Linked DNA regions of Mus musculus: regions 1 and 3 are each linked to region 2. A link is a loop called in an ENCODE intact Hi-C map of the cell type or tissue named here. Cell type or tissue: heart. All regions are shown on one strand.

Evidence for each region. Hi-C counts contacts between places; a loop is a spot of excess contacts. Peaks named below come from ENCODE experiments on the same cell type or tissue, not always from the same donor. Only the 100,000 strongest peaks of a DNase experiment are listed, where the experiment ranks them.
Region 1: a loop joins it to region 2, with 6 times the contacts of the local background. A loop is called at or near these places in 16 of 42 quality-filtered maps.
Region 3: a loop joins it to region 2, with 9 times the contacts of the local background. A loop is called at or near these places in 4 of 42 quality-filtered maps.

What each region holds. Positions count from the first base shown.
Region 1 is chrX:53,666,981-53,674,980 of GRCm38, reverse strand. Rtl8b (retrotransposon Gag like 8B) reads left to right here and starts at 4,544. Exons shown (of 1, transcript NM_001018063.2): 1 at 4,544-5,816. The coding sequence starts at 4,683. The coding sequence ends at 5,024. In heart, no CTCF peak of the experiment used is centred here; a DNase peak (open chromatin) is centred at 4,510; H3K4me3 peaks cover 468 bases.
Region 2 is chrX:53,607,064-53,615,063 of GRCm38, reverse strand. It overlaps Rtl8c (retrotransposon Gag like 8C), which reads right to left and starts at 7,142. Exons shown (of 2, transcript NM_028375.3): 1 at 6,640-7,142; 2 at 5,929-6,378. The coding sequence starts at 7,018. The coding sequence ends at 6,680. In heart, a CTCF peak has its summit at 4,309 (motif pointing left); a DNase peak (open chromatin) is centred at 7,163; H3K4me3 peaks cover 1,244 bases; H3K27ac peaks cover 965 bases.
Region 3 is chrX:53,795,257-53,803,256 of GRCm38, reverse strand. Xlr (X-linked lymphocyte-regulated) reads left to right here and starts at 5,551. Exons shown (of 8, transcript NM_001291747.1): 1 at 5,551-5,625; 2 at 7,037-7,114; 3 at 7,421-7,484; 4 at 7,755-7,789. The coding sequence starts at 7,045. In heart, a CTCF peak has its summit at 3,972 (motif pointing right); a DNase peak (open chromatin) is centred at 5,536.

The DNA.
Region 1 (8,000 bases), 60 kb before region 2:
TCCATTTCTGTCTCTAGAGTTATTTTACCCCTCCCTATGGCTTAACTACAACCCTTCCTGGCCAGTAAACACGTTTGTCATCCCCTCGGAAACATCTCCAGAGTTTCCCCATAATTTATCTTGTTCTTTAGAGATTTTCATAGCTGCCCTTTGGGAATACAAAAGGTCTGTGAACATGGGAATTCTTACCAGGAATGGTGGAGGAGCACTGTCACATTGATTTTCTTGCATATACAGACAGATGGTAGGAACAATTTCCATATGTGTCTATTTCCAATGAAAGATTACACTGAGTGGCATTTGCCATGGTAAGACCCAAAGTGAGCCTTAGCTACTGAGAGACCAGAAATGACACACTAGAATGGAGTTTTTGATGCCAGCGCTCTTGGGTCCTCCCACACCCACAGGAGAAGTGACCCCCTTCTCTTTCTTTCATAAGCTTTTTATGAAATTGTTGAGGGCAAATTATTGCAACAGCAATTAGACACATATTGAGGAATGGTTCTGGTGAAGTCTTCATTAATTGGCTGGGCAGCAATGGGGACCCATGGATCTTTCCTAAGGTCCAGTGGGAAATTCTAAGTTGAGGTTCTCTTACAACCATAGTCATGTAATAAAACAGACTGTAGAACTATGTATTATCATTTTATTTACATGTGATTCCAGGGTATGTCACTTACATGTAGGTACCATGTATATGTGTACCATGTGTGTGTGTGTGTGTGTGTGTGTGTGTGTGTGTGTGTGTGTGTGTGTGTGTTTGTGTGTGTACTTGGGTGCCTGCAGACATGGGCATACACACAGGTGTTGATGTGTTAGGAGCTTGTAGGATGTCATCCCTTTGGAAGCATACTATGTTTTCATATAATTTTATATAAATGTAATATAAGTTTTCCTTTTAAATACAACATATAAAATTTTATTTTGTTAAAAAATGTTTACCGTTTTTCCTTTTAACTTAGAGGCACACATTCATACTACTACCAAAGAGGATGGTGTGGCAACTGTCCTCTGGGGACTAGGGGTGTGGTTTGGGGAAGGAAGGAGAGAGGCTGGGATGCAGCCTTTTGGGAACACAACTAAGGAACCTAAAAGAGTAGTCCTTTAATCTAGAACTCTAAACACAGACAGAAGGTGCCCTTGCCTGGGGTGGTGTGGAAGCAGGGGAGGACCAAAAGAAGGAAGGAAGTGCTTGTTTCTGCAGGCTGTCACCATCCCTGGATGTCAGTCCTTAAGTCACACACTAAGGAGGATACAGGGGACAGAACTGTGGCTCTCATGAGGTGCCTCATTAGGCATTCCATGAGAGCTTTTGTTTTTCATGAGGCAACCCCTCTCCAGTTACCTGAGCCTCCTTGATCTCTGCCTATCCAGAGTGAAGCTTACAAGTGAGCACCACTACAACCCACTCTTTATTTTGTTAAAAATGGACAGATTCAGATCCTCCTGATGGCACAGCAGGCACCGACCTACAAGACTATCTCCTTCAAAACTATCTCCCTTGCGCTGTAGCATGTTCTTCATGAATTATAAGAATGTATGTGCCTCTAGATTGGTACATGTCTGTTTTGATCTTTATGATGGACATGCTGCCTTCCAGTGACAAACTTCGTTGGGCTTACAGTATAAGCTGTAGAATGTTCTGTTGGATTCTATGCTATAGAACAGTCGCTGGATACATATATAACATTCATACACACATACATACATACATACATACATACATACATACATACATACATACACACAGAAAAGTGGCCAGAATGTACCACTTTAGTGGCCAAGCAGGTTATACCATCAGAATCTTTGGGGCTGCAACACCCAGGTGTGGCCTGTCTGACAGGCTTTGCAAATAGACATTATAGATCCTGGCATAGCCATGGGACCTTGTACAGCTAGTACCCAAGAATATGAGAATGAATGATGGATCATGCCAAGCCACCATTATGAGACTGATGCACAATGTCCTTACAGAGTGCTTTACTCCCCAAATCCCCTTTGGGTTTTGAGACAGGTTTCTCTGTGTAGCCTTGAGTCTCCTGGAACTCGTTCTGTAGAACAGTCTGGGTGGGAACTCAGAGATCTACAGGTCTGTGATTCCAAATCCGGGGAGTTAGGATATGTGCCTGCAATGCCAGTCTAAGAGTGCAAGTCTCTCTCTCTCTCTCTCTCTCTCTCTCTCTCTCTCTCTCTCTCTCTCTCTCTCTCCCTCTCTCTCTCTCTCTGTGTGTGTGTGTCTGTCTGTCTGTCTGTCTGTCTGTCTGTCTCTCTCCCCTCCCTTCTCCCTCTCTCCCTTCCCACTCCCCTTGGCTTCTTGAAACAGAGCTTGTTTGTTTAGTGGCCCTGGCTGACCTGGAACTTATTCTGTAGATCAGGGAGGAAGGCCTGGAACTCTGAGATCTGCCTGCCTCTGCCTCCTTCCAGCAGCAGGGCCAGACTGTTCTCATGGACTACACAGTAACTGAAGCACTGTCTCTGTCATCTGAACAAGTCCCTCATGTAGTTTTACCTTACTAGTGAATACTACTAATGTGCTCGCCTTTCTCTGGGTGCTTATTCGTTCTTGGAACTCCTTGTAACTGTCCCTGCCATGGATCCCTTACTGGCTCAACATGGTTTGTCTCAGGTCAGTTAGTAATATGACTAGTATTATCCCTTGACAGTATCTTTATATGTAGCCGGAGGTACCATAGAATTGAGTGTGGAGCCTGCCTTGCCCTCATTCCTCCAATGGCTCCTCCTCTGATTCCCAGTGCAGGAATCACAGAAGGGAGACCCTGCAACCTCTTTGTATATTTTAATAGAAATGCTCATAAACAACCACAGTGTGTTAGTAGGCTTGGGCTGCCACTAGAAACTAGCCCAGACAGGGTAGCTGAGATGTTATTCTTCACAGTTGTTGATGCTGCATGTCTGAGAGGAGCCTGCCAGGGTAGCTAGGTTGTTCTGCACACCCTCTTCCTGCCTTGCACTCCCCTACCCCCTGCCCTGTCACAGGGTATGTCTTCACAGGGTTCTGAGGAGAGCAAGGTCCCTGCTGTTCCTTAGGATAAAGGCAGAACCTTAGCTCACCCTGAGGTAGCACTTTCCTGTCCTCCTCTAACTGCCTCCCACTGAGCAGAGCTTTAAGCACCAGGAGTGTCCTGCTGACATGAAAGCAGCCAAGCACAAGCACAAAGGCCAGCTTCCTTTGAACTACAGAGTGGTGAAGGTTGCATTGCAGTATCTAGAGCACTGCACATTACTATGGCCTGTGAAATATTTGCCTTCAGAGGACAGAGTCAGGGGCAGAGGAGAAGTTTCCCATTAGCATTTAAAAGGTCACTGTGGCCCTGGCTAAGGAGGAAACACCTACAGAGAGAAGAAGATTTCTGCAGTCACCTGGTTGGTATGGGACATTAGCTGCTGGGGTATCATTTGCAACTCTGCAGGTGGTCAGGAAATTCACAACCCCATATTCTCCTTACCTCAGGGAAATGACCAGGCTTGTGAGGCTGAGCCATCCTCTTTCAGCAGAGGGGTCTCTTTCCATCTGTTTGACTGCTCTTATCTTCTCTGACCTTAAGCATTCAAAATTAATTCCCAGTTTATGATTCTTATGGTTTCTACCTATGCCCTGCTTCAATAGCCTGGCAGATAGGGTTTTAAGTAAATCACGGCATGTACCACGTAATTTTCTGTACAAAGGAAGACGCTGGGGAATTAATATTAATTATGTATTCTCCCTGACAACTGGGATCATACAAAAGGCATACAGTCACATAACCTCCCCTTCTCTCCAAATTTGGAAAAATCTTTTTTCCCCTTCTATTTTTGTACACTGCCTTGTATCATGTAGCTCTGTGTAAGCTCTTCCCACCAGTCTTTGTAGACATTCTACATAAATTTCCATCTCTTGGTACCCTAATGCATCACAGTTAGGGGTTCTTTGACCTGTAACTCTCCAGATACTGCGCGTTCACTGTGCATCCTTCTCTGAAAGGGCAGCTCTGTAGTCTTCTCCTTAGTATATCAGGGGTTGCTATTGACTACAAAAACAGCCTCTCAACATGAGAGCTAGTCCTTCTCACACAGACAGTGAGAGGCAGGCAACTGTGGCCACTGAGCAGCTAGCTCTCTAGGGTGTCCACATCCTAGGATCTGGGAAGGAAAAGAAAGCAGCTGGAGAGGGAAGGGGTTTGGATGGGCGAACTCCATAATCTCTCTCTTATTCTGCAGTGACAGGGAATTGCACCAGCACAAAAAAAAAAAAAAAAAAAAAAAAAAACCGCTAGGAGTCCAGCATCCTCCTAGACTCTCTGAGCCTTCCTCACGAGCGCATAGGTACAATCAGGACTCTTTCCTGTGCTTTGCATCCTGGCTGTGCTTATGTGAAAACAAAACAATTCAAACCACCCCTTAAACATTCTCCTGGTTCGCCCCAGAAACACGCCTGCGCATTGGGTAGCACTAAGGATTGTTGACCCAGCAGCAGCAGCACCACAGAAAAACTGGGGTCCAACCCACAATCATCCTAGCACAAGTCCCTCCTCTTCTCCCACGCACTTCCGGCGACGCCTTGTAATTGACAATCTCTGTGCTCTGCGGATCCAGCAAAGCACAGCTGACCCCATCAAGAGTCCGGAGAGCCTCCAGCCAGCCCGGCCACCAAGCGACTAGATCAGCCCAGAGAGCGCAGCGTCATGGAAGGCCAAGGCAAGGTAAAGAGGCCGAAGGCCTACATGCTCAGGCACAACAGGCGGCGCCGTCGGCGGAACCCCATCCCGTTTCCAGAGCTGTTTGATGGCGAGATGGACAAGCTCCCGGAGTTCATCGTGCAGACCGGCTCCTACATGTTGGTGGACGACAGGACCTTCGACACCGACGAGCTCAAGGTGACGTTCCTCATCACCCGCCTCAAGGGCCGGGCCCTGCAGTGGGTGATCCCCTACATCAAGATCGACAGCCCCCTGCTCAATGATTACAACGGCTTCCTGAATGAGATGAAGCGGGTGTTCGGGTGGGAGGAGGATGAGGACTTCTAGGCCTCTGGCAAGCCTGGCCTGGGGTTGGGGCTCCGGGAGGGTGGGCTGCTGCTGTGTTGTCCTGTGGCTGCAGCCGGGGTCGCCGAGTGCGCCCTCCCCCCGGGCCCCCCTCCTACCCCGAGAACTCCCCCACCTCCCGCGCCCGCCCTGCCTGGAGATCTCGCATGCGCGCGCCCCTGTCTCCTCCTGTGTCCTAGCCTTTGTTCCAGGAATAGCTCCCCAGGCCCCTGCTGCTGTCCCTGCTGGGCCTGGCTCTGGAGAGCACAAGGCCTCCCACTGTTGACAGCTCAGCCCATCCCTGGCAGGTTTGGACACTGTCCCAGGCTCCAGCTGCAAGATGGGCTCCTGTCACCTAATGGACAGATCAACTGCCACCTGATGGACATGTCATGCTGTCCACTGCTTTCTATCTGGTGGACAGACTGCAAGCTTCTGCCCATAAGGCCTGTGCTGACGCTGCCATTTCAAGCCCCTGCACAACCCATCTGTGGACTGGCTGCTGCCCTTAAATGATCTGGACTCACCTGGGAGGTACCTGGGCTGCCCAAGGCCCATGGACATTGATTCACCTTCAGCGGGACCCTTCCCCTCCCTGCTCCCAGAAACCTGCTGTCTCCCATTTTGTCTTGTGGACTAGCTGGTTTTCCTGAGAAACCAGCTTGCAGCTCTTTCTCTGATGTGTATGCCTTTTCCAACACAGTAGCCCCTGTGCTCTTTCCTTCTTGTCTGTTCTACCTGTACAGAAGCCTTTTCCTCACGTTGAATAAACATCAGATGCTATTTAAAAGGAAATGGAGTCTTACTTAGTATAGCATCCTACCACCCCTCCCCACAACCTTACCCCTGCAGGTGTCTGCACATGGGATCGATGTCTAGATAAAGACATGTTCATGGCCTGATGTTCGATCTCACAGCATACTGCAGATATGAGATTCACCTGGTAGCCACACTGGTGGAAGCCTTACTACTAGGCAGTCACAGATGGTGGACCTTTATGCCCTTCAGGAGATGGACCTTCATCTAGTTTTCCCCATTGCAGGCTAAAAGTCATAAAGGTATCTCTGGGTTGAAATGGTTCCTTATAGGAACAATACTGAAGACACAGGAATAATAATAGCTAATTGTCAAACCAAGCACCACCGAATTTGTCACTGAAGTCTAAAAATGTATGTTATCCATCGTTCACAGATCCACCTGAATTGAACTGGTGTGTTAATAAAACCATGGACATACATGCTAACATGCTTCTATGGGGCATGAAAACTTGAATGCCAGACTGCTTATTCATTTAGATCCAGATCTGATTGATTACGCACAGTGTAATACAAGGCGTTTTATCCAGTGGGAAGGGGCAACTACTGTTCATATTTCCTTGCTAACTCTTGAAATCTATTATGTTGAAACAAATCTACTATCTCCTATATTACTAGAAAAAATTGGTATCCCAATACAACCAGATAATCCTTGAGTCACCTTTCAGCATCATATGTATTCTGCTTCTTTCTAATATACTTGGTGGTTCTCCTGAACCTGTATGATTGCACAATACTGTAGTGTATCTCTTCCTTTTTATTCCTTTCCTTCCTTGGAACAGGGAAACTTTGGCCATTCTCACATGCAGTGGTGTATATCTCCATCAACTCTATATTAGAATATGTCATATTTATCTCAGAAGTGCTACCACTGGCAAATTTGCCTCAAATGTACATAAAACATAGTATTATTCAAATTAAATGGAGAATTCAAAGTGTTTCATGAAATGGACCCTATGCTGTGCCAGATTCTTAAGATCTGGGTTTGGTTGGTTGTTTGCTGTTTGAAAAGCAGGCTTGTTAGAAATATCAGAGTGTGGAGCACTAGTATACATACTAGTATACAGCATCCTAAAACACTGAAACCTAAGTCAGGTCAAGGGCGAATAAATATGTGCCTGCATTCAACTTGTTGAAGAGTCATAAGGAGTGATTTTAATCATGCTTTTAATTTTAAATAGATACCCCTAGAGAATTTGGGAAATGTTTGGAAGCCTCTGTCGGAGTCTGGCTTATTCCCTGTGATCTACCAAGGGCTATGCTGTCTGGAGAGCTGAGTGGGGTGGCTCAGATCTACCCTTTGGGCAATCCTATCCTCTTCAGCAGCAATACAGCTGAAGCAACAGTTGTGCGGTGAGTGCCCTTCCTTAGGCCTGAATGACTGAGTCAGAGAATGTTCTAGTCTACACTGGCCCCTTCTTCCAAAACCTTCTCTCATTCTGAACATATCCTGCATTGAGTCACACTCCACACCAACCATTCAGGTGCAGGTGAGCACGATTCAATAAATAGGGAACAAACAAAGAATAACTTTAAGAAGCTTTATGTGTTTTGCTAACATGTGTGGCTGTGAGCCATAGGCATGCAATATGCATTAAGCCCAGGGGATGGGACCAGACACCCTAAAATTGGGATTACAGCCCCTATGAGCAACAAAGTGTGTACTCAGAAGGAACCAGGTTGCTTTAGGAAAGGAGTGGGTGCTTTTACCTGCTAATCTAGGTTTCTACAATATAAAAATTATGTTTTTATAATTAGAAACATCTTTCTGCCCTTTGATACAGAGTCTTATCCTCACGCCTTTCTATTCTTTGTGGTTTTAAGTGAGCAAGTATTTTTGCCTGCATGGCTTCAACACATTCCAACAGGTCCCTATTGTCTGAAGAGGGCATTGAAGTTGGAAAGGGTTGACAGATACCACCCGGGTTCTGGGAATTAACCCTTTTCCTCCTGAAAAGCAGCAGTTGTCCTCAGAGGTTACTTGTTCTTAAAGGAAAAGCCACGAATCCAGTCTCTACTGTACTTGTTACACTCAGTTTTCCTTGGCTTTTATGTTCTATAAGACACCCAAGCTTTAACCTGGATCCTTGCTTCACAAGCTTAGGGAAACGTGAGACCTGGAAGGAGGATGATAGAGTAAGACAGAAACAAATTTAACATATTT
Region 2 (8,000 bases):
TCCTCTGTGTGTGTGTTTGTTTATCTGTCTCTCTCTGTCTGTCTCTGCCTGTCTCTGTCTCTCTGCCTCTGTTTCTACCTCTGTCTTTCTCTGTGTGTGCCTGTACTTTTATATGTGTGTGTGTCTCTCTCTCTGTCTATGTCTCTGTCTCTCTGTCTCTGTCTCTTTCCCTCTGTATGTGCATGTGTATGTGTGTGTGCATTTGCATGTGAGTGTGTATGTGTGTGTGTGTATTCACGTGTGTGGATAGAAGCTTGTCTGTATAATAATATTTACATGGAAGCCAGAGCAACTTTGGGTGACAAGATACAGGTTGGGCTCTCTTTGGGGTTTTTCCAGGTTGGACACCAGGCTCACTCTTTTGTTAGCTTCAGGGGATTTTCCTGTTTCTGGCTCTCATTTTTTCCAGGAACGCTGGGATTCATGCACTTATGCCAAGTGTCTGGTTATGACATTGGTTCTGAGTCCTGAAGCTCAGTTCCCCATGCTTGCACAGCAAGTGCTTCTACACACTAAGTCATCTCCTCAGCCCTGTGCTGGCTTTCCTGGAAAGGGCATCCTTAGTGTGCACCCAAGACTGGCCCCAAAGCCGACATTCTCCTGCCTCAGGCTCCAGTCCAGAGTGCTGGGATTACAGGGGTGTGACAGAAGAGCTGAAATGCTCTGTCACTGTCATATTTACTCCAAACCCGTGATATGGGGGATCACAGGGATTGCAGAGGGTGAGAAGTACAATTATACATAATATACATAGATACATGTACACATGTATGAACACATACACATATAATACACATATGTACACATATGCACAAACACATATACACAGATATACACATACACACATACATATGCACATATGTGCATATATATTACACTTGGTATGGCAGAAGGAGGAAGACAAAAATAATTTAAAAATCCTAAAAGCTTTTTCTGTTTGGAGAGAGAAATGAGGTACCCTCAAACTATGCCCCAAACCAGAGGTCATGCTATTCCTGAAAAATGTACTTCTTAGGAATATTTTACCTTTTTTGGACATAAAGCCATGGTGGTGCAGTATACTTTTACTCCCAAGACTTGTGAGACTTCAAAACACAGAAGTTGGAAGGCAGTCTGGAGTTCATAATGGGTATCAGAACAGTCAGGGTTGCAGACCAAGGCCATGTCTCAAAAAAACCCAAACTCTCTCAGTTAGGGTTTTACTGCTGTGGACAGACACCATGACCAAGGCAACTATCATAAAGAACAACATGTCGTTGGAGCTGCCATACAGGTTCAGAGGTTCAGTCCAGTATCATCAAGGTAGAAGCAGGGAAGCATCCAGGCAGGCATGGTGCAGGAGAAGCTGTGAGTTCTACACCTTCATCTGAAGGCTGCTACTGGAAGAATGGACTCTAGGCAGCTAGCATGAGGGTCTTAAGCCCCTGCCTACAGTGACAATCCTACTCCAACAAGGCCACACCTCCTAATAGTGCCACTCCCTGGACCAAGCATATACAAACATCACACAAACAAACCAACAAAGCCCCCCAAGATAAACAAAAGCAAAACCTTCAGGGTAAGCACATATAATTTAAAAACAGAACATTCACATCAAAGGGTGTGTATGCCATCCTATTGTTTATGAGAAAGCAATTTTGAAAATGGTCTTCCTGAGCAGAGATACTGACAGGTTCAAACTGGTAAATGTTTCCCTGTACTGTATTTTAGACAATAGTGTCTGGAGTATATCTTAAGAATGTGCTTTTGTGGCTGGTTTGATGGCTCTGCTCAGATAAAGGCAGGCTCCAAGCCTGGTGACATGCTGTCAATTCCTGGAGCTTACCTGGTGGAAGGAGTGAACCGACTGTCCCAAGCTCTCCTCTGATCTCCACATAAGCAGTTTGTCCTCTACACTCAACCACAGAAGAACAAATGAATGCAGAAAGGAATAATTCCACTGATGCTCAGAAGTACATAACGTAAGGTTGTCTGCATACACTGTTGATTTATTATATTCCTGTAATTATTCATTTATCTTCATGCATGTGTGTATGCGTGTGTGTGCGTGCGTGTGTGTGTGTGTGTGTGTGTTGGGGTTGTGTACATGCCACAGCACACACGGATTTCAGAGAACAAATTTCAGGAGTCCGTTCTCTCCTCTCTATCACAAGGCCTCCCCAGATCAAACTCAGGGTGTCAGGCTTGGTGGCAAGAGCCCTTGTGCACTGCGCCATCTGACAGGCTGTGATCTGTTATGGTCATCTGCTTCTCTTGCCCATCCTTCTTCTTGTTCCTCAGTCAACTCTCATCTACATGCAGGCCTCATGTATTTCCCTAAGATGTATTACTTTCTTTCTGCTGGGATTATATGTTCCTCTGCTAAGCCTGCAGCCGCAAATCCACAGTTGTCTGTAGCCCAAATCACGAGTTGACAGACTCACCATCTGCTTATTCAACAGGCTTGTGAGAATCTGGCAGGCTTCCTTCTAATCAGGGGGAAACCTGCTGTAATGACAGAGAAACAAGGACAGCAGGCTGAGCATAAGAGCCTCCAGGCTCCTTTGGGCCTTGTGCTGTAGAGGGCAGGGGTTGTGACTGAGGAAGGCACCTGGGCATTGAGCAGAGGTCTGGCCTTGCAGTGAGACTGTTGAGCAGCCTGTGTCTGTTGACCCTGAGAGGGAGTAAGAGCTTGCACAGCAAGAGGAAGACAGAGTGAGAGAATGCAGTCACCAGCTGGGAACAAAGTGTGCAGGACAGGACTCTAGTGACAGTCCAGGAGATCAGTGCTCACAGCAGCCATTCTCTTGTCCACCACACTGTCTGCTACAAGTCAGGCTTTTCTCTCCTCCCCCAAAGCCAAACCCAAGCACTTGCAGGGGCCCTGATTACTTGCCTTGGCCTCTCTGTTTATGGGCCACCATTGTTCTCACAATGATTTTACTATTTCCCCTGTTCCTACTCTTCCTTCCCTCTTTGGCGTGGCCACTTCCCAAGCTGTAAAGTATTTTGGGACCACACTAGGCTTCCATTTGACTCATTTCCTACCACTGGGTGTGTGTGAGTGCTGCTGATGTTTGTCCTTCCAGTTCCTGCATCTCTTACCTTTCACTTTAAGCTCAGGGGAGCTTAGAATGTTTTGTTGCAGTAGGTGGTCTCCAAGTCTCCTACACTAGAAAACACAGCTGTAAATCAAATACCCCTAGAGGCACCATGAGGTCATGAGATCTGTGCTCTCAGGGGTGGGTGTGGGGGGGTGAGTGAGAGTGTGGGAGGAGGGTCTTTGTATGCAATCTCTGTCTGTGTCTCTCTGCCTCTCTCTCTTTCTCTGTGTTTGTTTCTCCCTCCCCTTCTCAGTCTCCCTCTCTGACTCAGTTTCTCTGTCTGGCTTTGGCTCTTTTCTGCTCTGTCCCTGCCTGCCTCTCTTGGTCTGCCTTCTTACAGGCTCCTAGGCACAAGCAGATGGTGTCCTTGTAAAGGAATGCCCTGACTTACTCAATCCCAGCCCTGAGGCTGACATTACAGGAAGAGCTGACTTCAGGCAACTGGGACTAAGGGCAGAGTTAAGCCTTTCCACAGTGTTTTTGTAGGAGTCTCCCAAGAAAAACAGGACCTAGAGAGACTGAATCATCATCAGAGCCTGCTTTGCTCCACTCTTTAAACTTCTGAGGATTTGAGGATCACACAACTTGCCTGAAAGTTTCATCAATTATAGGCCCCAGGTCACTACTTCCCTTAACCCCCAAATAGAAAATATGTTAAATTTGTTTCTGTCTTACTCTATCATCCTCCTTCCAGGTCTCAAGTTTCCATAAGCTTGTGAAGCAAGGATCCAGGTTAAAGCTTGGGTGTCTTATAGAACATAAAAGCCAAGGAAAACTGAGTGTAACAAGTACAGTAGATACTGGAATCGTGGCTTGTCCTTCAAGAACAAGCAACCTCTGAGGACAACTGCTGCTTTTCAGGAGGAAAAGGGTTAATTCCCAGAACCCGGGTGGTATCTGTCAACCCTCTTCAACTTCAATGCTCTCTTCAGACACCAGGGACCTGGGGAATGTGTTGAAGACAGACATGCAGGCAAAATTGCTTGTTCACTTAAAATCAAAAAGAATATAATCTCATATAAAATGAGAAAAATTGTAAGGGGAAGACTGAATCAAAGGGTAAGAACGTTTTTCATCTTCAAAATACAGTTTGTATGGGCTAGAGGCCCACCTTGGCATGCAAGAGCACCCAGTGCTCTCCCATACCAATCAGGTTCCTTTTGAATAAACATTTGGTTGCTCACAGTGGTTATAATCCCAACTTCCAGGTCTCTTTCGCCCTCTCCTGGCTAAATTGAGTATTGCATAGACCTGATGCATTGACACATGTTAGCAAAACACATAAAGCTTTTTAAAGATATTCTTTGTTTGTTCCCTATTTATTGAATCGTGCTCACCTGCACCTGAATGGTTGGTGTGGAGTGTGACTCAATGCAGGATATGTTCAGAATGAGAGAAGGTTTTGGAAGAAGGGGCCAGTGTAGACTAGAACATTCTCTGACTCAGTCATTCAGGCCTAAGGAAGGGCACTCACTGCACAACTGTTGCTTCAGCTGTATTGCTGCTGAAGAGGATAGGATTGCCCAAAGGGTAGATCTGAGCCACCCCACTCAGCTCTCCAGACAGCATAGCCCTTGGTAGATCACAGGGAATAAGCCAGACTCCGACAGAGGCTTCCAAACATTTCCCAAATTCTCTAGGGGTATCTATTTAAAATTAAAAGCATGATTAAAATCACTCCTTATGACTCTTCAACAAGTTGAATGCAGGCACATATTTATTCGCCCTTGACCTGACTTAGGTTTCAGTGTTTTAGGATGCTGTATACTAGTATGTATACTAGTGCTCCACACTCTGATATTTCTAACAAGCCTGCTTTTCAAACAGCAAACAACCAACCAAACCCAGATCTTAAGAATCTGGCACAGCATAGGGTCCATTTCATGAAACACTTTGAATTCTCCATTTAATTTGAATAATACTATGTTTTATGTACGTTTGAGGCGAATTTGCCAGTGGTAGCACTTCTGAGATAAATATGACATATTCTAATATAGAGTCGATGGAGATATACACCACTGCATGTGAGAATGGCCAAACTTTCCCTGTTCCACGGAAGGAAAGGAATAAACAGGAAGAGATACACTACAGTATTGCGCAATCATACAGGTTCAGGAGAACCACCAAGTATATTAGAAAGAAGCAGAATACATATGATGCTGAAAGGTGACTCAAGGATTATCTGGTTGTATTGGGATACCAATTTTTTCTAGTAATATAGGAGATAGTAGATTTGTTTCAACATAATAGATTTCAAGAGTTAGCAAGGAAATATGAACAGTAGTTGCCCCTTCCCACTGGATAAAACGCCTTGTATTACACTGTGCGTAATCAATCAGATCTGGATCTAAATGAATAAGCAGTCTGGCATTCAAGTTTTCATGCCCCATAGAAGCATGTTAGCATGTATGTCCATGGTTTTACTAACACACCAGTTCAATTCAGGTGGATCTGTGAATGATGGATAACATACATTTTTAGACTAGTGACAAATTCAGTGGTGCTTGGTTTGCCAATTAGCTATTATTATTCCTGTGTCTTCAGTATTGTTCCTATAAGGAACCATTTCAACCCAGAGATACCTTTATGACTTTTAGCCTGCAATGGGGAAAACTAGATGAAGGTCCATCTCCTGAAGGGCATAAAGGTCCACCATCTGTGACTGCCTAGTAGTAAGGCTTCCACCAGTGTGGCTACCAGGTGAATCTCATATCTGCAGTATGCTGTGAGAATGAACATCAGGCCATGAACATGTCTTTATCTAGACATCGATCCCATGTGCAGACACCTGCAGGGGTAAGGTTGTGGGGAGGGGTGGTAGGATGCTATACTAAGTAAGACTCCATTTCCTTTTAAATAGCATCTGATGTTTATTCAACGTGAGGAAAAGGCTTCTGTACAGGTAGAGCAGACAAGAAGGAAAGAGCACAGGGGCTACTGTGTTGGAAAAGGCATACACATCAGAGAAAGAGCTGCAAGCTGGTTTCTCAGGAAAACCAGCTAGTCCACAAGACAAAATGGGAGACAGCAGGTTTCTGGGAGCAGGGAGGGGAAGGGTCCCGCTGAAGGTGAATCAATGTCCATGGGCCGTGGGCAGCCCAGGTACCTCCCAGGTGAGTCCGGGTCAGTTAAGGGCAGCAGCCAGTCCACATATGGGTTGTGCAGGGGCTTGAAATGGCAGCATCAGCGCAGGCCTTATGGGCAGAAGCTTGCAGACTGTCCACTGGGTAGGAGGTAATGAAATGCTCTGGCGGCGAGTGATCTGCCCACTAAACGACAGGAGCTCATCTTGTAGCTGGAAACCAGACAGTGTTCAAATGTGACTGGGATGGGCTGAGCTGTCAGCTCTGGGAGGCCTTGTGCTCCAAGAGCCAGGCCCAGCAGAGACAGCAGCAGGAGACTGGGGAGCTATTCCTGGAACAAAGGCTAGGACACAGGAAGGGACAGGGGCATTCATGCTTGATTGGGGAGCTGGGGGTGGGGTGGGATGGCAGAGGCGGGGGGAGGGGGTGGGCAGTGGACAAAAATCGCGATGGGGGGTGGGGTAGCAGCTCACCCTCTTGTAGCCCCTGCCCCAGGCCAGGCTTGCCAGAGGCCTAGAAGTCCTCATCCTCCTCCCACCCGAACTCCTCCTTCATCTCATTCAGGAAGCCGGAGTAATTGTTGAGCATGGGGCTGTCTGTCTGGAGATAGCGCATAGCCCACTGCAGGGCCCGGCCCTTGAGGCGGGTGATGAGGAACATCACCTTGCGTTTGTCGGTGTCGAAGGTCTTCTCATCTACTAACATGTAGGACAGGGTCTGCACGATGAACTCCGGGAGCTTCTCCATCTCGCCATCAAACAGCTCAGGAAATGGGATGGGGTTCTGCCAACGGCCTTTACGCAGCTCGGGCCAGGCCATGAGGGCCATAATCAACTTAATCCGGCGGTCCATGGCGGCGAGGTCTCCTTGCTTGGCTTGTCAATAAGTGGACTGGATCTCTGCCTGGTCGGGGGGGCGCTCTTCTAAGGGTCTGCTTCTCTTTGCTGCGTCAGCTGAGCACGCAGCTTGTCACTTCCTAGGCTTAGCTGAAAGTGCAGAGGAGGGGAGGCGGGGCCTGTGCTAGGGTGCCTGTGGGTGGGACCCAAGCTTGTCTGCAGAGCCCATGCCACAGGGTCTAAAAACCTTGGTTGTCGCCTTTGTGTAGGCATAGCTCTGGGCCGAAGAGAATGCTTCAGGGGTGTTTTTTGTTGTTATTGTTGTTGTTGCTGTTATTTTGTTTTGTTTTCACATAAGCACAGCCAGGATGCAAAGCACAGGGAAGAGTCCTGATTGTACCTATGCGCTCATGAGGAAGGCTCAGAGAGTCTAGGAGGATGCTGGACTCCTAGCGGGTTTTTTTTTTTTTTTTTTTTTTTTGGTGCTGGTGCAATTCCCTGTCACTGTAGAATAAGAGAGAGATTATGGAGTTCGCCCATCCAAACCCCCTCCCTCTCCAGCTGCTTTCTTTTCCTTCCCGGATCCTAGGATGTGGACACCCTAGAGAGCTAGCTGCTCAGTGGCCACAGTTGCCTGCCTCTCACTGTCTGTGTGAGAAGGACTAGCTCTCATGTTGAGAGGCTGTTTTTGTAGTCAATAGCAACTCCTGAAATACTAAGGAGAAGACTACAGAGCTGCCCTTTCAGAGAAGGATGCACAGTGAGCGCGCAGTATCTGGAGAGTTACAGGTCAAAGAACCCCTAACTGTGATGCATTAGGGTACCAAGAGATGGAAATTTATGTAGAATGTCTACAAAGACTGGTGGGAAGAGCTTACACAGAGCTACATGATACAAGGCAGTGTACAAAAATAGAAGGGGAAAAAAGGTTTTTCCAAATTTGGAGAGAAGGGGAGGTTGTGTGACTGTACGCCTTTTGTATGATCCCAGTTGTCAGG
Region 3 (8,000 bases), 190 kb before region 2:
AGTGTGGACACTATGCCCCTCCTTAGATTTGGGAACAAAACACCCATGGAAGGAGTTACAGAGACGGAGTTTGGAGCTGAGATGAAAGGATGGACCATGTAGAGACTGCCATAGCCAGGGATCCACCCCATAATCAGCATCCAAACGCTGACACCATTGCATACACTAGCAAGATTTTATTGAAAGGACGCAGATGTAGCTGTCTCTTGTGAGACTATGCCGGGGCCCAGCAAACACAGAAGTGGATGCTCACAGTCAGCTAATGGATGGATCATAGGGCTCCCAATGGAGGAGCTAGAGAAAGTAGCCAAGGAGCTAAAGGGATCTGCAACCCTATAGGTGGAACAACATTATGAGCTAACCAGTACCCCGGAGCTCTTGACTCTAGCTGCATATATATCAAAAGATGGCCTAGTCGGCCATCACTGGAAAGAGAGGCCCATTGGACTTGCAAACTTTATATGCCCCAGTACAGGGGAATACCAGGGCCAAAAAGGGGGAGTGGGTGGGCAGGGGAGTGGGGGTGGGTGGATATGGGGGACTTTTGGTATAGCATTGGAAATGTAAATGAGTTAAATACCTAATAAAAAATGGAAAAAAAAAAAGAATTGGAAACAATCACTTATGGAAGGAGTTACAGAGACAAAGTTTGGAGCTGAGACAAAAGGATGGACCATCTAGAGACTGCCATTTCCAGGGATCCGTCCCATAATTAGCCTCCAAACGATGACACCATTGCATACACTAGCAAGCGTTTGTGAAAGGACCCTGATATAGGTGTCTCTTGTGAGACTAGGCCGGGGCCTAGCAAACACATAATTGGATGCTCACAGTCAGCTATTGGATGGATCACAGGGCCCCCAATGGAGGAGCTAGAGAAAGTATACAAGGAGTTAAAGAGATCTGCAACCCTCTAGGTGCAACAACATTATGAACTAACCAGTACCCCAGAGCTCTTGACTCTAGCTGCATATGTATCAAAAGATGGCCTAGTCAGCCATCACTGGAAAGAGAGGCCCATTGGACATGCAAACTTTATATGCCCCAGTACAGGGGAACAACAGGGCCAAAAACTGGGAATGGGTGGGTAGGGGAGTGGGTGGGGAGGGTATGGGGGACTTTTGGGATAGCATTGGAAATGTAATTGAGGAAAATATGTAAGTAAAAAAAATTTTTTAAAAAGAAGGGTATTGTTTCCCTAATTTCTTTCTCAGCCTGTTTATCCTTTGTTTAGAGAAAGGCCATTGATTTGTTTGAGTTAATTTTATATCCAGCTACTTCACTGAAGCTGTTTATCAGGCTTAGGAGTACTCTGGTGGAATTTTCAGGGTCACTTATGTATACTATCATATCATCCGCAAACTGTGATATTTTGACTTCTTCCTTTCCAATTTGTATCCCCTTTGTCTCCTTTTGTTGTCGAATTGCTCTGGCTGGAGCTTCAATTACAATGTTGAATAGGTAGGGAGAAAGTTGGCAGCCTTGTCTAGTCCCTGATTTTAGTGAGATTGCTTCTAGCTTTTCACCATTTACTTTGATGTTGACTACTGGTTTGCTGTAGATTGCTTTTATCATGTTTAGGTATTGGTCTTGAATTCCTGATCTTTCCAAGACTTTTTATCGTGAATGGGTGTTGGATCACCAGTCAGAATGGCTAATATTCAATATTCAGGTAACAGCAGAGGCTGGTGCGGATGTGGAGAAAGAAAAACACTCCTCCACTGTTGGTGGGATTGCAAGCTTGTACAACCACTCTGGAAATCAGTCTGGTGGTTCCTCAGAAAATTGGACATAGTACTACCAGAGGATCCTGCAATACCTCTCCTGGGCATATATCCAGAAGATGTTCCAACCAGTAAGAAGGTCACATGCTCCACTATGTTCATAGCAGCCTTATTTATAATAGCCAGAAGCTGGAAAGTACCCAGATGCCCCGCAACAGAGGAATGGATACAGAAAATGTGGTACATTTACACAATGGACTACTACTCAGTTATTTTAAAAAATGAATTTATGAAATTCCTAGGCAAATGGTTGGACCTGGAGGGCATCATCCTGAGTGAGGTAACCCAATCACAAAAGAACTCACATGATATGTACTCACTGATAAGTGGATATTAGCCCAGAAACGTAGAATACCAAAGATACAAGATACAATTTACAAAACACATGATACTCAAGAACAAAGAAGACCAAAGTGTGTACACTTTGCCCTTTTTAGAATTGGGAACAAAACATCCATGGAAGGAGTTACAGAGACAAAGTTTAGAGCTGAGACGAAAGGATGGACCATCTAGAGACTGCCATACCGGGGGATCCATCCCATAATCAGCCTCCAAAGATGACACCATTGCATACACTAGCAAGATTTTACTGAAAGGACCCTGATATAGCTGTCTCTTGTGACGCTTTTCTTGGGCCTAGCAAATACAGAAGTGGATGCTCACAGTCAGCTATTGGATGGATCACAGGGCCCCCAGTGGAGGAGCTAGAGAAAGTTCCCAAGGAGCAAAAGGGGTCTGCAAGCACATAGGTGGAACAACAATATGAACCAGTACACCCAGAGCTCGTGTCTCTAGCTTCATATGTAGCAGAAGATGGCCTAGTCAGCCATCATTGGGACGAGAGCCCCCTTGGTCATGCAAACTTTATATGCCCCAGTACGGGAGAATTCCAGGGCCAAGAAATGGGAGTGGATGGGTAGGGGAGTAGGACGGGGTGGGGGCAGGGTATAGGGGACTTTCAGGATATCACTTGAAATGTAAATGAAGAAAATATCTAGTAAAAAACTGAAAAAGGAAACAACAACCAAAAAACAACAAAAAAAATAACAATACAAAAGGAATACCCCTCACAAGGAAGCTGGACAAGGCATGAAATAGGACAAAAGGAGTTATAGAGAAATATGCAAATTTAAAAATATATGAGTGTGTGTGTGTGTGTGTGTGTGTGTGTGTGTGTGTGTGTGTGTGTGTGTGTGTGTTTTGGGTCAACATAAATTTAAACACACCAGATATATGCCTGGGACCTGAAGAGGCCAGGAAATTGCAAATAAGTGCACAAAACAGTGGTTGGAAAAATGACTCAGCTGTAAAAAGCACCTTTTCTATGCAAAGGACTGGGAACAAAGCACCCACAACATGGCTCTCAATTTATGCACAACTAAAGTTTGAGATAATCATGCACAATTCCAGCCTCTGTAGGCAACAGAGGCATAAGTGAGAGAGAAGGCCTGCAGGACCTAGCACACTGTTATAATCAAGCTCAGTACTAGGAAGGCGGATCGAGGAGAATACCAGGGGGGTTGTAGGAGATCTGGATGCTCCATTCTGATCTCTTAAGGCAGCATAGACTTTTGTAGTGTATATATGCACTTGAAGAAAATGTCCACACACATTAAATGTTTATACACATTAATATATAAAAACCAAAATTGCATACAAGAACCTCTACAGTTGAAATAAAGTAGTGCCATTTGCAGTGTTTCATATGTTACAAATTTGTTCAAGTTTTTCAAGTCACATAGCAACTAAAACAATAGGACCACCTGCAGGAGGTCTTCCCAGATATACGCACAAAGGAAAGGAGAAACATCATAAAAATAAGAGGTGGACCATCTGGGAAGAAGAAGGGTCTCAGCAAGAGTGGGAGAATTATGAATAAACTACTGTGGGGTATAAATATATGAATTGTTAAAAGTACATAATACAGGTTCACTTTTGTTGTCCACTATGTAATTTATATGCATATGACATTTGTTCCAAACCAAACATTATATATTTATTATAAATAATTAAGAAGTTTCTGTGTAGAGTTTTGTGTGTGCTAGGCAAATGCCCTACCAGTCCACTATATTTCTAGCTTTAATTTTTTATCGTCCTTTCTTCACAGAGATGAACTAGACAGTATGTTGGATAAATCTGGAGGTATGTGTTTTTGGAGATATTTGCCTATTGTTTGAAGAGGCCAGAAGAGGGCACCAGATCTCTATAAACCCTATAGTATAGGGGGATAATTTTAGGTTTCACAGTAATTGCAGTTTTCTTAAAAACACATACAGATGACTTCTCACCCAACGTTCAGACCTAAAGAATAGCTGAAGATGTAGCTCAGTGGTACAGCATCATGTAAAAGCTATGCGTTTCATCTTCAGTGGCAGGAAAAAAAACAACAACCAACCCACCAAATTAACAAAAAAACCTACCAAACAAACAAAACAGAGCAATAAGCCTCGCAAATGGAATGTTAGTTTGTCCAGTTTGCCCAATTAACTGCAAATTGCAATGTGAGCAAGCAATCCAATTTGCTGTTGTAAAGAAACAAACAAGACCAGGATTAAACATTTTAGGAGCCAAACTTAGGCATGATTACAGAAATACAAAAAGAAAAAAGAAAAAAAATAGAGACATTGGCTACAGCAACAGAACAAACCTCGCAGAGGGGCTAGAGAGATGGCTCTTTTGGTAAAGTGCTTTTCTTGAAAGTATATGGACTTAGGTGGGGGCCTAGGATACACTTTAAAAAGGCAGGCTGCAGCCCAGTGCTGAGTAGGTGGAGTCAGCTTGCTGGCTATCCAGGCTAGTGGCATTGGTGAGCTGCAGATTCAGAGAGACCCTGTCTCAAGATTTAAGTTGGGTCAGGCGATGGTGGCGCATGCCTTAAATCTCAGCAGTTGAGAGGCCCAGGCAGGGGGATTTCTGTGTTTGAGGCCACCCTGGTCTACAGGGTGAGTTTCAGGACAACCAGGGCTATACAGAGAAACCCTGTCTCAAAAAACAAAAACAAAAACAAAAAGCCCCCCAAAAAAACAATGTAAGTTGGAATATGATTGAGAATACACCAGATGCCTCCTTATGCACACATATACTGAAATGTATATACATAATTTTTACTGAATCTCTTTTTTATGATTTACACAATCCATTAAAATTATGGTGTTTTTTTTTCTTTTTCTGGAAATAGACAATATTAGGAAAATGTCATATTTTTATAATGTCCACTGTATAGTAAAAATAAACACCTATCGAGAGAAATTGATCCAGCATACCTTAAAACACACACAGGAAAGGGATGGAAAGATGGCTTAGAAATTAAGAGCATTTGTTGCTCTTGGAGAGAACCAAGGTTTAGTTCCTAGGACCCACATAATGGCTCACAGCCATTTTTAATTCTAGATCCAGGTGATTTGGCATCCTGTTCTATTTTCTACGAACCCCAGACATGCATGTTGTATAAATACAAACATGCAAAAACACGTTAGTTAAATAAATAAAACAATTTAGAATTGCACACAACAGCCCCTTCAACTGAAACAAAGTAGGAGAGTCTTTTGGGAATTCATTTTATTTTAACTTTCAAGTTAGTATTGCAAACTTGGAAAATGGAAAGCCTCTGGGTAGTAGTGGCAGCTAAAATACTACCTCCTTTTTGCTGCTTCGATGACAGAAGACAGATAGAGCCTCTCTCACCCTTAGTACGCATGTGCAAACACGGCCAATCAGCAAGGGGCTTGGCTGAGACTGTTTTCCCGCTGTCCCAACCCTGTTACCCAGTATGCTTTGTGGTGGCCACGAAGCCGAGTTCTTGAGGAAGCGAAGTTCTTGAGGAAGCCGAGAAGTTCTTGAGGTATCATGGTAGGGAGAAGTCTCTGTGGAGGGAGTCAGTGACCTGTTGAAAGTTGGTTAATCCTGGTTCAGCTGGGGGTCCGGGTGGAGGGGCGGACGTGCTACTTCAGGAGTAAGGAGAGGAGGTGACCCTCACGGGACTCTGGACTGTGCTACTTCCGGGTTCACAATCGACTTTACCCACCTAGGCCTCTGTGGAGAAAAACGGAAAACTTCGCTAAGGGCAGGAGTTTAAACAGACAGCACCTAGCAGAAAGCAGGAAGGCCAGGGAATTGGAGACCCTGAAAGTCTTTCTGGGGCCTGGGGATGTGAGGTGTGAGTAAACTGGATGTCGGTTAGTGGTGGAAACAGACTAGAACGTTTTCAGTGCTGTTGCTGCTGCTGCCCACCAGGAATTCATGAAAAACAAACTGAAGACCAGTCTTCATTTTCCTCTACCTGGTATTGAAAGGCCAGATTGCCGAAATTTGTATATATAGGCTCCAAACTGCCTCCAAATCCAGAGGCTCCTCTCAGCCTCAGAAATGCTGGGACTTCAGACATAATTCAGGCCAGGCTGTGTTTATTTATGTGTTGTTTTGGTTTAGGGAAGTGAGCTCTAACTCTGTATCTCAGGCGTGTTGGAAACCTCATGTGCAGCTTGGACTTTCCTTGAAAGTGAAGTCCTCAGCCTTACAAATGTACAGGAACCGGAGGAAACATGCTTGTTTTATTTTTTATTTTTAATTTTTTTTGGTTTTTTTTTTATTGTTGAAGATTGAACCCAGAACTTCTTGCTGTAGGAGTAAAATATGTGTCCAGCCAGGCAGAACTTTATATTTTAGATTTGCTTTAGATTTGTATTGCGATGGAAATGATTGAGGAGCTTGCTTGTGATAATAGGAACTATGATTTTATTTGGAGATTGAGATGCAGACACATTTGCTCAAATTTATCAAAAACCTAGCAGGAGTGGAACCAAAATGCAGATCCTCCTCTGATTAGATATAAACCCACTTGAAGTCACAGTTAAAGCCATCATAGTGTATGTGTGTGTTTGTGTGTGTGTGTGTGTGTGTGTAGCCCAAAATACTTCATTCAACTTAACTAATTCTTTTTTTAAAATGTGTACATATTGAAGTTGAGGTTATTAATGACTATTTTTGAAGGCAACTATTGTGTTCCATATTTAAATACTAAGGTCTTTAGTATTAAATCAGAGGGTAATAGAAATATGGTTTTATCTTTAAACCCTTCATGCAATTATGAAGTGCTGTTTTTATAAAAATCATTCCTTAATGTTATTATATATTTCAATTTTATTAGCTTAAGTGATTTTGGGGATTCAAATGGCTTGAGAAAATTTCTTTTTATTCTAAATCAGAAAACCTAAATTTCTTAGTGGAAAGGCAGTGTTTTGAATATTCTCTAGAGACAACAATGGAAAACTGGGACTTGTCAAGTGATGAAATGCAAGATGGGAATGCTCCAGAATTGGACGTTATTGAAGGTACCAGATATATAATGTTGGGCATTGATGTTACACTTCCTTTTTTCTCAGTTATTCTAATTAGGCTTGTAACAGAGATCGAAAATCTCATATTGTATCTCTTGTCTTTAATCACAGCATGTAAATAACTAGCTTAAAACATATTTTTAGATGACAAGTAGACATTACTTGATTTTGTTTAACCTCTGGACAAATAATAAATCTGTTTAAAACCTAATATTGGCACTATGCCTGAATGATCACAAAGTGTTTCATTAAAATTTGCAAAAAAAAATGTTTTAATATCTCGTTTTATTGCCAACCCAGAACATAATCCAGTAACTCGTGATGATGAGAATGCAAATCCTGAAGAAGTAGTTGGAGATACACGGTAATATGTTCAAACTTATTATTTCCTTCATAGTGTAAGTACTTCCAGAAAAGTTTAATTGATTGTATAGCAAGTAATCTATATTAATATTTAGCATATGATGTATATTCCAAACAAGAATTCCGTAAGATTAATCCTTAATCTGAATGGATTTCTTGGAGGATGTAATGCTGTGGGGCAACTCTCATCGACCTGCTTGTAGGACAAAAGCTGAGCCATCAAACTGTATCTTCAGAATCCTTACTTTTTAAAACTTTAATTTCTTCACAGATCTCCAGTACAAAATATTCTGGGAAAATTTGAAGGTACATTTTTGGATATATAATTTGTTTAAAACTATATAGTATTAACATAATTTATATATTAGGAAATATTAGTTAATATACTCTATGACATCTGAATGACTTATTCCTATTTATATGTAGTATTTTGTGAATATTGTTATTTTAATTTTTATTTAGTTATTTATTTATTTTTATCCGATATTATCTTTATGTACATTTCAAATATTAGCCC